Regions from separate parts of the Homo sapiens genome. Here all the other regions are linked to region 3. A link is a contact called in ENCODE Hi-C or POLR2A ChIA-PET data. All regions are on one chromosome and are shown on one strand. The core of a region is the stretch at or near the end of the contact, and the rest is flanking DNA. Distances in the headings are between cores, read along the strand shown.

Region 1 (3,955 bases), core at 709-3,208, 78 kb before region 3:
AATATTTATGAGTCCCACTGTGTGCCAGACACTGTGCGAGGTTACAGCCGGGAGCTGGAGACCAGGCCCTTCAGGAATGCACACTTCTTGCCAGTGAGACTAGAAGTACATTCACAGGGTCTTTTCTGAGAGCCAGTGCTAAACACTGTGAAGAAAAAGACTGGTGCGCCCAGCAGGGCAGGGCCTGGGAGGACGGTGGAGGTCGAGGAAGGAAGGCCTTGGGAGGAAGTGAACTCACTCCAGCCTGAAGTCAGCTGTGCAAAGATCTAGGGGCAGAGCTCCGGTCCTGGGGAGCAGCTCAAGGTGGAATGGGTGAAGTCAGGCTGCGGAGGAAGGAGCGATGGGGCAAGGAGGACAGATGAGGTTGCAGTGCCGGCAGGAGACATCCTGCAGGCTCCCAGGCCAGCGTGAGGATGTGAGGTTTTCTCCATGTGCATTGAGACTGCAGCATCAGGCGCCAAGCCTCCTCTCCCTCCAGAGGGGCCGCCCCTGGGCTCTGTCCAGCCCTGTGATTCCTGGAAGGCCCTCCTCCGGGAAGAGACCGGTAATGAAAAACAAAGCAAAACAAAACTGGAAGTGCCGCCGACTGAGCACTTAGAGCTCACCAGGCACAAAGTTAAGCATATTACGTTCATTATTTCACTTAATCCTCACAAAAGCCCCCTTGGGGAAGGTACTTCCACCACATCAAAGTCACTGCCCAAGGTCCCTGCTGAGTGATCAGGAAGCTCGGCTCCAAAATAACCATGAGCTGTGGAAAGCTGCACTCAACCAGAGACCAAATCAGAACTCCAGAAGTCAGAGTCCAGCGGGTGTTGCCTGCGCTCCAAATGCCTGATGCCCACCCCATCCCGAGCAGGTCCGTCAGCTTGGCTGGGCTGTCCCACCCTCCAGGCCACACTGGCCAATCCCCCTTCCTTCCTCGGGGTGGGCTGGGTTGGGCAGGTCCCCTAGTTCACCCAGGGCTGCCTGGCCTGTGTTTTGGCAGCCCGGAGGGCTGACGTGTGCAGGGACGCAGGCCGAAGTCAGAGAGTCATCTCAGCTCACAACAGACTCCAGTGGGAACGACGCTGTGCAGAGGGACGATCCCAGCGCATTAGGGGACTACCTCCCCACCTCCTTGGCCTCTGACCCTCTCTGGCCAGGAGATACCAGAGGTGTTCAAATTCCAAAGGAGTGCTCCCCTTGGGCTGCAGAGATCAAGTTTCAGCGTGGCTCGGAACCTCTCTGCTTTCCCACCTGCAAAGAGGCTGACCACACCTCTGCCCTACACGGCCCGCCAGGTGTTGGGGAAACGAGAAAGGAGGGAGATTCCAGGCCGCCTCTCTCTGCGGGCCTGCTCAATAGTTTCCTCTCTGAGATGGGAGCAGTGCCCGACCCTGTTTCCCTTGGCAGCTCCCACCAAGAATCACAAACTCAACTGCTCCAGAGGAACTGGGACCCCAGCGCCCCCCGCCGCGCCCCTGCCCAGGGGGACAGTGGTCCCATCCAGGCCTCCAGACTGCAGACTGGGGCTGAGAAGAGAGGTCCCGGCGGCCACACGAGGCCAGGATCCCGGAAACACCACCAGCGACCGGGTGCGCTGAGACCCCTGCAGTCCCGGGTGGCCCGCGACCCCCTTACCTCCACCAGCTTACATCTGCGCGTTTCCCCGGGGATTCCGCCTCGGACGCTCTGACCCCTGACCGCTCTCCCCAGGCTCCCTGCAGGTTCACCCCGCAAGCCGCCCAGGAGCGCCCTTCCCAGGCCTCTTCTTGGGCTGGAGTCAGCGGCACTGCGCCCCGCCGGCCCAGGAGCCGCCAAGACCGCGCGGCGGGAGAGAGCTCGCTTGTCCGGGGGTGGTGATGGGAGACTCGCCTCATGCGCCTGCCCCGCGACCCGCAGCCCGGCCGGGGGACGGTGGGGGGACTCACCTTCTGCGCCGGCCCCGCGCCCAGCCCTCGAGTCCACACCGCAGTAGCCCGGGTCCCCGCCCGCTCCGCCCGGGTCCCGGCCAGCTCCGCCGGACACGCCCCCGCGGTGGCTCGGCCAATCGGAGCCCGGGAAGCGGGAGGGGCGGGGCTTGGGCGCGGCGCTCGGAGGGCGCCCGAGCTTGTGCGCGCTGCAGGTCCGGGGCTGGGCGGGACTGTCGCCCGTGTTTGACCCCCTGGCCCCGCCCGGCTTCCCTTTCCGCTCGCCGCTGCCCCACGCGGAGCGCGACTGCCGTCACCCGGTGGGACTGCGACCCTGGCCTTGGGCAGGGGTGGGGTGGGGGCGCCCGCGACTGCGAGACCTGCGGGACTTGGCGGGGAAAGGGGCAGTGGGAGGCTTGTGCCTTCTGGTGCCTCCGGCGGGCCTCACAGCACAGTCACCCTCAGCGGTCAATAATCGTAATATGAAAATGCAGCAGCACTTTATAACCTTTTTTTTTTTTTGAGACGGTGTCTCCCTCTGTCGCCCAGGCTGGAGTGCAATGGCGCGGTCACGGCTCACTGCAGCCTGCACAGAAATCATCCTGACCCCAGGAGAATTAGCCCACCAGGACCGGCTAGTTTTTGTATTTTTGTACAGACGGAGGTCTCACTATGTTGCCCAGGCTGGTCTCGAACCCCTTAGCTCAAGCCATCCTCTCGCCTTGACCTCCTAAAGTGCTGGGATTTCAGTAGTGAGCCACCGCACCTGGCCTATTTTAAGCTTTTTATAGTGGAAAATTTCAAACTGAAGGAAAGAGAATAGTCCAGGGGACCCTGGTGCCCGTCACCCAGGTCCAACACTAGCAGCAAGTTATGTCACCCCTGACTCAACCGCACCTGAGCCTCCTGTGCGGCTCAGAAGGAAATTCCCAGGCCTCAGTGCCCGGAGGCCTTCCTGGCCCTCCCTGGCCTCCTCCCCACAGGTCCTCTCAAATGGGCTTCTTCCTGTTCCTTAAAGCCTCAGGCCTTTGCTTCTACCTCCATCAGACCTCAAACTGTCACCTCCTCAGGGAGGCTGCCCTGGCCACCCAAAGCGGTTCCCTGTCTCCACCCCATCTCCCTCCACAGTCACCCGTGTTTGTAATTTTGCAAAGCATCTCCCAACCCAGAGTCCTCTCCTGAGGCCGCTCGTGGGATTCAGGGCTGCCTACCAGGCTGTGGCTTCTGTGGAATGCTCATAAACAAGTCATGCTGGTGGCTTGCCTCCCACCCAGGCTGTGAGCCCCACGGGCTAGACAGTAATTTCTTCTCGTGTTCAGACAGGACTTTCTTCTGGTTCACCCCTGCATACCGAGTGCTGAGAACGGGCAGCGCATAGGAGGAACGCAGTCCCTACCTGTCACATAGATGCAGGTTGTCTTGCCAAATAGAACTCCACCTGGGCACCCTGAGAGGGGTGGCTCAGGCCGGGGCAGGCCTGCTGGGCCAGGACCAGGTGAGAGGGGAGCAGCGGGGGGAGGGCTGATGGGCTGTAGGGCTGTGGGGCTGGAGCTAGAAGAGGTGCCTGCTCTCTTGGCAGGGGGCTATGGGCGAGGCTGTGAGGTGGGCCCAGTGCTGGAGACGGTCCTCTCCCAGCTGAGAAGGGAAGGGAAAGGGGGTGACGGAGGGGGAGGGAGAGGGGACAGGCAAGTGAGAGGGCCACCAGCTGTGGCCTTGGGGAGCCCCCTCCCCACTACCACTTCATGGCGCCCACCCACTACCGTTGCCCTCATCAGCAAGGACAGCTTTTATGAGCATTCAACAGAAGTCACCGCCTGGTAAGTAACCCTGAACCCCACAAGACCCGAATAATGTCTGTTTGCTTTCAAAGTGTTTAAACATTTTTAAAATGCATTGCTGTGAACATTTCATATGGGGAGAGTTCACATAAAAATCAGGATCTTCAGCTTCTCTTAAATCAGAAGATTTGAGAATGCGGGTCCTCTTTAGAGGGGCCTTGTGTTCTCCCCTCCACTATGGTCCCCACACTCCCTCTGGTTTCCCCCTTGGGGCACTTTACCCCC
Region 2 (3,528 bases), core at 1,022-3,521, 100 kb before region 3:
CTCTCTGTGTCACTGATTCCCCCTCTCCACAGCCTCCACAGGTTCATTAGCATGAACACGCACATTTGTTCTCCAATATTAAAAACAACCAAAATGTCAATGAGTATTAGGACAATTTTGTTGGGGAATAATTGTCTTTTCAACCAGTAGTGCTAGGACTACTGCATGACTACATGCAAAATAATGAAGTCTACTGCCTACCTTATACCATGTAAAAAAATTATGTCAAAGCCAGGTGCAGTGGCTCACACCTGTAATCCCAGCATTTTGGGACCCAAAGTTGGGAGGATCACTTGAGGCCAAGAGTACAAGACCAGCCTGGGCAACATAGTGAGACCCTGACTCTACAAAAAATAGAAAAATTAGCCAGGTGTGGTGGCATGCACCTGTAGTCCCAGCTACTTGGGTGGCTGAGGTGACAGGATTGCTTGAATCCAGCAATCCTCCTTTTTTTCCTGTTAGAAAAAAAAAATTAAGTCTAAACAGACATAAATGTAACAACTAAAACTATAAAACCCTTAGATGAAAACATAGGAATAACTCTTTATGACCTTGGATTAGGCAGTGGTTTCTTAGATATGACATAAACACACAAGTGGCAAATGAAAAAATAGGTTAATGGGATTTCATCAAAAATTTAAAACTTACGTGCATTGGGCACTATCAAGAAAGTGAAAAAAACAAACCATGGAATGAGAGAAAATAACTGCAAATCATGTATCTGATAAGGGACTAGTATCTAGAATGTATAAAGAATGCTCGCAACTAAGCAATAAAAAGACAAACGTGGCTGGGCTTGGTGGCTCATGTCTATAATACCAGTATTTTGGGTGGCAGAAGCAGGAAGATTGCTTCTGCCAGCCCAGGAGTTCAAGACCAGACTGGGCAACATAATGAGACTCCATCGCTACAAAAAAAGAGGCAAATGTCCTAATTTAAAAGTGGACACTAAGCGCATGAGAAGAGGCTCAACACCATCAGCCGTCAAAACCACAATATACCACTTTTTCCCTACTAGGATGGTTAAAATAAAGAGAATAACAAGTATTGATGAGGTTGGGAAGAAATCAGAACCTTTGTACATTGCTGGTGGGAATGTAAAATGATGTAGCCGTTTTGGAAAACAGTTTGACAGCTTCTCAAAACGTTAAACAGAGTGACTGCATGACTCAGCAATTCCACCCCTAGGCATATACCCAAGAGAGTGGAAAACATATGTCCAGACAAAAACACACACACACCAGTGTTCACAAGCAACATTACTCACAATAGCCAAAAAGCATTACAACTAAATGTCCATCATCTGGTGAATAATAACAAAATGTGTAGAACATAGGATGGGCTATTACTCAGCCATAAAAAGGAATTGCATACTGATCCGCGCTAAACATGGATGAATCTTGAATATTATACTAAGGCCAGGCACGGGGCTTACGCCTGTGATCCCAGCACTTTGGGAGACCGAGGCGGGTGAATCACTTGAGGTCAGGAGTTCGAGACCAGCCTGGGCAACATGGTGAAACTCTGTCTCTGCTAAAAATACAAAAATTAGCTGGGCGTGGTGACGCATGCCTGTAATCCCAGCTCCTCGGGAGGCTGAGGCAGAAGAATCACTTGAACCCAGGAGGTAGAGGTTGCTGTCAGCCGAGATCGTGCCACTGTACTGCAGCCTGGGTAACACAGTGAGACTCCATCAAAAAAAAAAAAAAAAATTATACCGAGTGAAAGAAACTAGTCACAAAAGACCATGTATTGTATAATTCCATTTACATGAAATGTGCAGAAAAGGCAAATCCACAGAGGTGGAAAGTAGGTTCGCCGTTGCCAGGGGCTGGGAGGTGGGAGGAACGGGTAGTGACTCGTCATGGGTGTAGGGTTTCTCTGTGGGGTGATGAAACTGTTCTGAAATTGGATAGTGGTGATGGCTGCACAATCTTGTGACTACTAAAAACCACTGAGTTGGATACTCCAAAGAGGGGGCGGATCTTATGGGATGTGAACAATATCTCAAAAATGCTATTTTTTCAAAACCCCAAACTCGCTTTGGTTCCACTTCTCTCTCCCTTTGCATCAGCATTCCTCCGGTGAGTTTCTGTGCTTGCCGCTGCTAATCTGTCTCTTCCGTCCTCTCGTTCCTTTCCCGCAGGCATCTGCTCCCACCACCCCACCAAGATCCTTCATCAAGGGCACCACTGACCTCCACGTTCCTAAGCCCGAGGTCAGTTTCCAGTCCTCCCCTTCCTTGGTCCCTCCCTCCTGGCTGCGCCTCTGGCCCCAGGCTCTCCTGGCCTTCCCCTTGCAGCGGGACTGGCTGCTCCTTCTCCATCTCCTCTGCTGCTCCGACCTCCGATAGCTGACCTGCAGACCCTGGGGTGTCCCAGGGCTCATTTCTTGGAGCCTTCTCTTCCTATCCACACTCACCCAGCCCCTGACTTGCCTACTCACTGGTGACTCCCAAATGTGTTTGGGCAGCCTGGATTTTCCTCTGGCCCACTCAGCCTCTCCATATCTAGTAGGAATCTCCACCTTGTCATTAAAAAACAAAGTTCCTGCCCAGCATGGTGGCTCACAGCTGTAATCCCAGCACTTTGGGAGGCCAAGGCAGAAGGATCGCTTGAGCCCAGGAGTTCTAGACCCACCTGGGCAACACAGCTAGACCTCTACAAAAAAATAAAAAATAAATTAGCCGGGCATGGTGGTGCACCTGTAGTCCCAGCTACTTGGGAGGCCAAGGCAGGAGGATCGCTTGAGCCTGGGAGTTCTAGACCCACCTGTGCAACATAGCCAGACCTCTCCAAAAAAATAAAAAATAAATTAGCCGGGCATGGTGGTGCACCTGTAGTCCCAGCTACTCTAGAGGCTGAGGCGGGAGGATTGCTTGAGCCGAGGAGGTTGAGGCTACAGTGAGCTATGATGGCACCACTGCACTCCACTTCAGCCTGGGTGACAGAGCAAGCCCCTGTCTAAAAAAAAAAAAAGCTAAGTAAGACTGTGTGTGCCACACGCTGTGGCTCCTGGCATATCCCAGGCCCTCCGCCATCTCCTCTCCCCCTCACCTCTCTGCAGTCATCTTGGCACCCTCCGCCTCATTCACTGCTCTAGGCCCCTCCAGGCTCAGGAGGTTCCTACCCCAGGACATTTGCAGCTGCTCCTCCCTCTGTCTGGAATATTCTTCTCCCAAGTAGCTGCATAGCCCTCTGCCTCCCTTCCTTTAGGTCTTGACTCAATTTCACCTTTCCAGTGATGCCATGTCTGGCTGCTCCATCTGAAACCGTAGCCACCCAGCCCTCACCGTCTCTTCCCTTCTCTGTCATTACCCATAGCACTTACTACTCGCTAATACACTCTATTATATGTTTTTTTCCCCAAATGAGACAATCTATAGCAAGGGGAAGAATGTTGAGATAATCTTTTCAGCAAACACACAAGCCCCTCAGCAGAGCTGAACTAAAAAGGGCAGGCACGTGTATTTCCAAACAGTGTGGCCCCTCTTTGCTGGGAATCTTCCTAGTGCTGGAAAAGATGCAG
Region 3 (3,818 bases), core at 4-2,503:
CCACCTCAGCCTCCCAAAGTGCTGGGATTACAGATGTGAGCCACCATGCCTAGCCAACTCTGAAACTGTTGTAAAGCTGGGGGACGTGCCACTATATGTAGCCACCTGTGCATCAGGCAGACCTGAGAGATGGAGGGAGAGGCCAGGACTTGGAATTTCTGAGTTCTAGATACAGCTGCAGCTGCATCCAGCCCTATAAATCCCCCTTTGGCTTAAAGCAGTTCAGATTGCCAAGTTCTGTCAACCGTGAGAGATCTAGTAGATATACTTTGTAGAAATCATGTGGTTCTCACAATGAGATACCATTTCACACCAGTCAGAATGGCCACTACTAAAAAGTCAAAAAATAGCAGATGTTGATGATGCTGTAGAGAAAACTGATTGCTTGTACACTGTTGGTGGGAATGTAAATTAGTTCAGGCACTGTGGAAAGCAGTTTGGAGATTTCTCAAAGAACTTAAAACAGAACTACCATTCAACCCAGCAATTCCATTACTGGGTGTCTACCCAAAGGAATATAAATCATTCTACCAAAAAGACACATACACTCGTATGTTCACTGCAGCACTATTCACAATAGCAAAGACATGGAATCAACCCAGGTGCCCACCAACAGTGTACTGGATAAAGAAAAATATGATACATATACACCATGGAATACTATGCAGCCATGAAAAAGAACAAAATTAGGTCCTCTCCAGCTGGATGCAGCTGGAGGCCATTATCCTAAGTGAATTTTCTCAGAAACAGGAAACAAAATACTGCAAGTTTTCACTGATGAGTGGGAGCTAAATACTGGGGACTCATGGACATAACGATGGCAAACATAGACACTGGGGACTCCTACAGCAGGGAAGGAGGGGGGCAAGGGCTGAAAAACCACCTATTGAGTATTATGCTCATTACCTGGGTGATGGAATCAATCACATCCTAAACCTCAGCATCATAAAATATACCCATGTACCAAACCTGCACGTGTACGCCCTGAATCTAAAATAAAAGTTAAAAAAAGAAAAGAAAAAGAAACGAGATGTTTCCCCCTCTGCTATGTGGAACCTAATGCTTCAGGTACAGATGCTATGGAAGATGGATTTCTTTAGTGTCTTGTATGAGTCACAACACTTGGGTGACTCAAGGCAGCCCTAAACTGTGGTCTTGAGCACTGTGCACAGATGCCTGTGACCTCAGTGCATTTATGGGACTTCCTGCCACCAGCTATGAAAACAGTTCTCAGCATTGCAGGCTTGAGCTAGTGGGAACCAATCTGAGGCTGTGGCTAGGCTGCCTTCAGGCTAGCATGTGACCTGCCTGTGTGTTGTCAAACTCTCTTGGTAAATAGGGAGAGTGGTGGTTGGATCACAGACTTGTTATCTCATCTGAAACCTTTTCTACTTTGGCACTCATTTTCTTTTCTCCCGCCCAGGGCAAAACTCTTTCCCCTTCCCATCTCATGGTATCTTGCCCCATCAACTCTCTTCCTTCCCTGTCCCAGGCTCTATCTGACGATTCCCTTTTCTTCCTTAGACTGTTCACAGGCTTAAGACTTTGAAACTAAGAAATTTTGCCACTGCCTGCCCTGGTCTTCTGGTACTACTACTAGCTACTACTCTCCCTCCCTTCTCAACCAAGCTTTGTGAAAGTATGGTCTGTGCCATTCTTCCCATCTCATTCACTCACCCCACCTCAATCTTCTCTGGCAGAGGGGACCAGTTTGTCACATTAGCAAAACCAGTGGGGCCAGCACACACGAAGCAACAGTACAGGTGCACTCACAGCATGATGGCATCGTGCCTGGAGCCTGCCTTCCCAACATCATGCCCATAGTCTCTGGGGCATTAGGCACTGTGGATACTTTCAGCTTCTTGAAACTCTCCAAGCCCTGGTTTCCACGACCTCCTTCTTCAGTGAGTTCTCATGTATTTCTCACTTTCTTCTGCTTTCCCACATCATGTTCTCCTTTGTGTCTACCCTGCTCCAGTGGATTTTGTCTTTAAGATGCCATCATTCCTCTACTAGAAGCTCCCTCCAGCTGTGTTTTAGCTAACAGCTTTATGCATTTGCTTCCAAAATTTATCTCTGGTCGCAACCTCTCTCATTACTTACAACAGTTTGCTAGATATCTGCAGTTTGGTATTCTGCAGGAACCTCAAATTCAAAATGTCCAGAGTAGCCTTCTGCTTCTGGCTGTGATAAGGTAACAGGCATTGGATTTACCTGCCCATCATAAACAACTAAAAAAGCAGATACAATATTTGAAACAACTCTTTTTAGACATTGATCAAAAGGCAGCATAAGGCAGTGACTCATGAGAGAAAGGAAACAAATGGGATGAGGCCTGGATTGCCTGAGCTCACTGTCTGGAGCGAGATTCCAGGACAGGGATGGGGGTGTGCCTGGGTGTCCAGACAGAGTCTAGTGGTTTCTTTGAGTTGCAGAGACAGTGTGGTGTGGAGAGTGCTCAGAGATCTGCTGGTCCCACTCAGGTCTTCTGCTGAGTACCCATCAATGCCTGCATATGAGGAAGCTGCTTGAGGCCAGTGAAAAAACGCTGGAAAGAAAAAGGTAGAACAATTTCTGGAAATCACAAGGGCTGGGCTGGGTCATATTCCCAATAGTCAGAATGGAGAGACCTTGTAATACACAGGTAATCAGGAAAAACACTCAGCACCCCACAATTTAGATGAAGTGGGCAAAGTTTTTGAAAGACACAAATGACTAAAGCTTATTAAAAAAAGATAGATAACCCAAATAGCCCTATATCTATTAATGACATTAAATTTAGAGTTAGAAATCTTCCTTCAAAGAAAATTCCAAGCCCAGGTGGCTTGAGTCATTTGAGAAAGAAATAATGTCAATTCTACCCAAACTCTTCCAGAATATTAAAGATGAGGCAATACTTCCTAATTCATTCTATGAGGTCAGCATTACCACTAATCTCAAAACCAGAAAAAGGCACTATAAGAAAAGAAAACTACAGAGATTCCTCATAAACACAGATGCAAAAATTCTTAGCAAAATTTTAGCAAGTTGGTTCCAACAGAACTTAAAAAATCATGACCAAGGAGAGACTTGATGATAAATCAGTGTGATTCACTTTTACCAGGCTAAAAAGGAAAATCATATGCTTATCTCAACAGATACAGAAAAATCACTTGACAAAATCCAATATCCAATCATGATAAAAATCCTAAGTAAACTAGCAATAGAGAGAAATTTTCTTAGGCTGATAAAACGTTTCTGTGAAAAGTCTAACATCATACTTAACAGTAAAAAGCAAAATGCTTTTCCCATAAGACCAGTAACAAGACAAGATGTTCACTCTTAGCACATCTGTTCAACATTATTCCAGAGTCTCTAGTTAGTGGAATAAGGCATGAAAAGAAAAAAAAAAAAACAAGCATACAGTTAAAAAAGGAAGAAGCAAAACCATCTTTGTTTGCTGATAGTGCTGATAGCATCTTCACCTATGGAAAAAATCCTAAGGAATTAATCTAAAAAAACCTATGGAACTTATAAATAAGTTCAGTAATGTTGCAAGAAAAAGATCAGTATGCACAAGTACATTGTCTTTCTATATATGATCAACAATAAGAAATTTAAATTTAGAATAATGAAATAGCATCAGATATTTGAAATACCTAGAGATAAATTTGGTAAAAGATGTACCTGACTTGTGGACTGAAACCTACAAAACATTGTTGAGAGAAATTAAAGAGATCTAAAAAAATGGGGAGAAATATACCATGTTCATGGATCAGAAGACTCAGTTTTATTAAGATGTTAATTGTCTCCAACTTGATCTACAGATTCAACATGAT

Evidence for each region. A loop is a pair of places that touch in the nucleus more often than their neighbours do. ChIA-PET counts read pairs that join two places held with the same protein, here RNA polymerase II (POLR2A). Pooled maps may share reads with other maps.
Region 1: a pooled map shows a loop between it and region 3 (2.3-fold over the local background). The contact joins the promoter of PLEKHF1 here to the enhancer-like site in region 3. A Hi-C loop is called at or near these places in 6 of 50 pooled maps. POLR2A ChIA-PET finds 5 or more read pairs at or near these places in 6 of 52 experiments (H1, K562, activated CD4-positive, alpha-beta T cell and 2 more).
Region 2: a pooled map shows a loop between it and region 3 (4-fold over the local background). The contact joins two enhancer-like sites. A Hi-C loop is called at or near these places in 6 of 50 pooled maps. POLR2A ChIA-PET finds 5 or more read pairs at or near these places in 4 of 52 experiments (H1, K562, activated T-cell and 1 more).

What each region holds. Positions count from the first base shown.
Region 1 is chr19:29,663,464-29,667,418 of GRCh38, reverse strand. PLEKHF1 (pleckstrin homology and FYVE domain containing 1) reads right to left here and starts at 1,958. Exons shown (of 2, transcript NM_024310.5): 1 at 1,914-1,958. LOC105372353 (a long non-coding RNA gene) reads left to right here and starts at 2,164. Exons shown (of 7, transcript XR_935896.3): 1 at 2,164-2,212; 2 at 3,212-3,387. RefSeq lists enhancers at 851-900, 1,521-1,640, 1,092-1,645, 1,646-2,199 and a silencer at 1,721-2,390.
Region 2 is chr19:29,686,099-29,689,626 of GRCh38, reverse strand. No RefSeq gene overlaps it. Among named protein-coding and RNA genes, the nearest start is that of PLEKHF1, 22 kb to the right of the region's middle. Within about 2 kb of position 2,271, at least 3 of the 41 ENCODE cell types and tissues checked have a DNase peak (open chromatin) inside an H3K27ac peak, as active enhancers do.
Region 3 is chr19:29,585,151-29,588,968 of GRCh38, reverse strand. No RefSeq gene overlaps it. Among named protein-coding and RNA genes, the nearest start is that of POP4, 19 kb to the left of the region's middle. Within about 2 kb of position 1,253, at least 2 of the 41 ENCODE cell types and tissues checked have a DNase peak (open chromatin) inside an H3K27ac peak, as active enhancers do.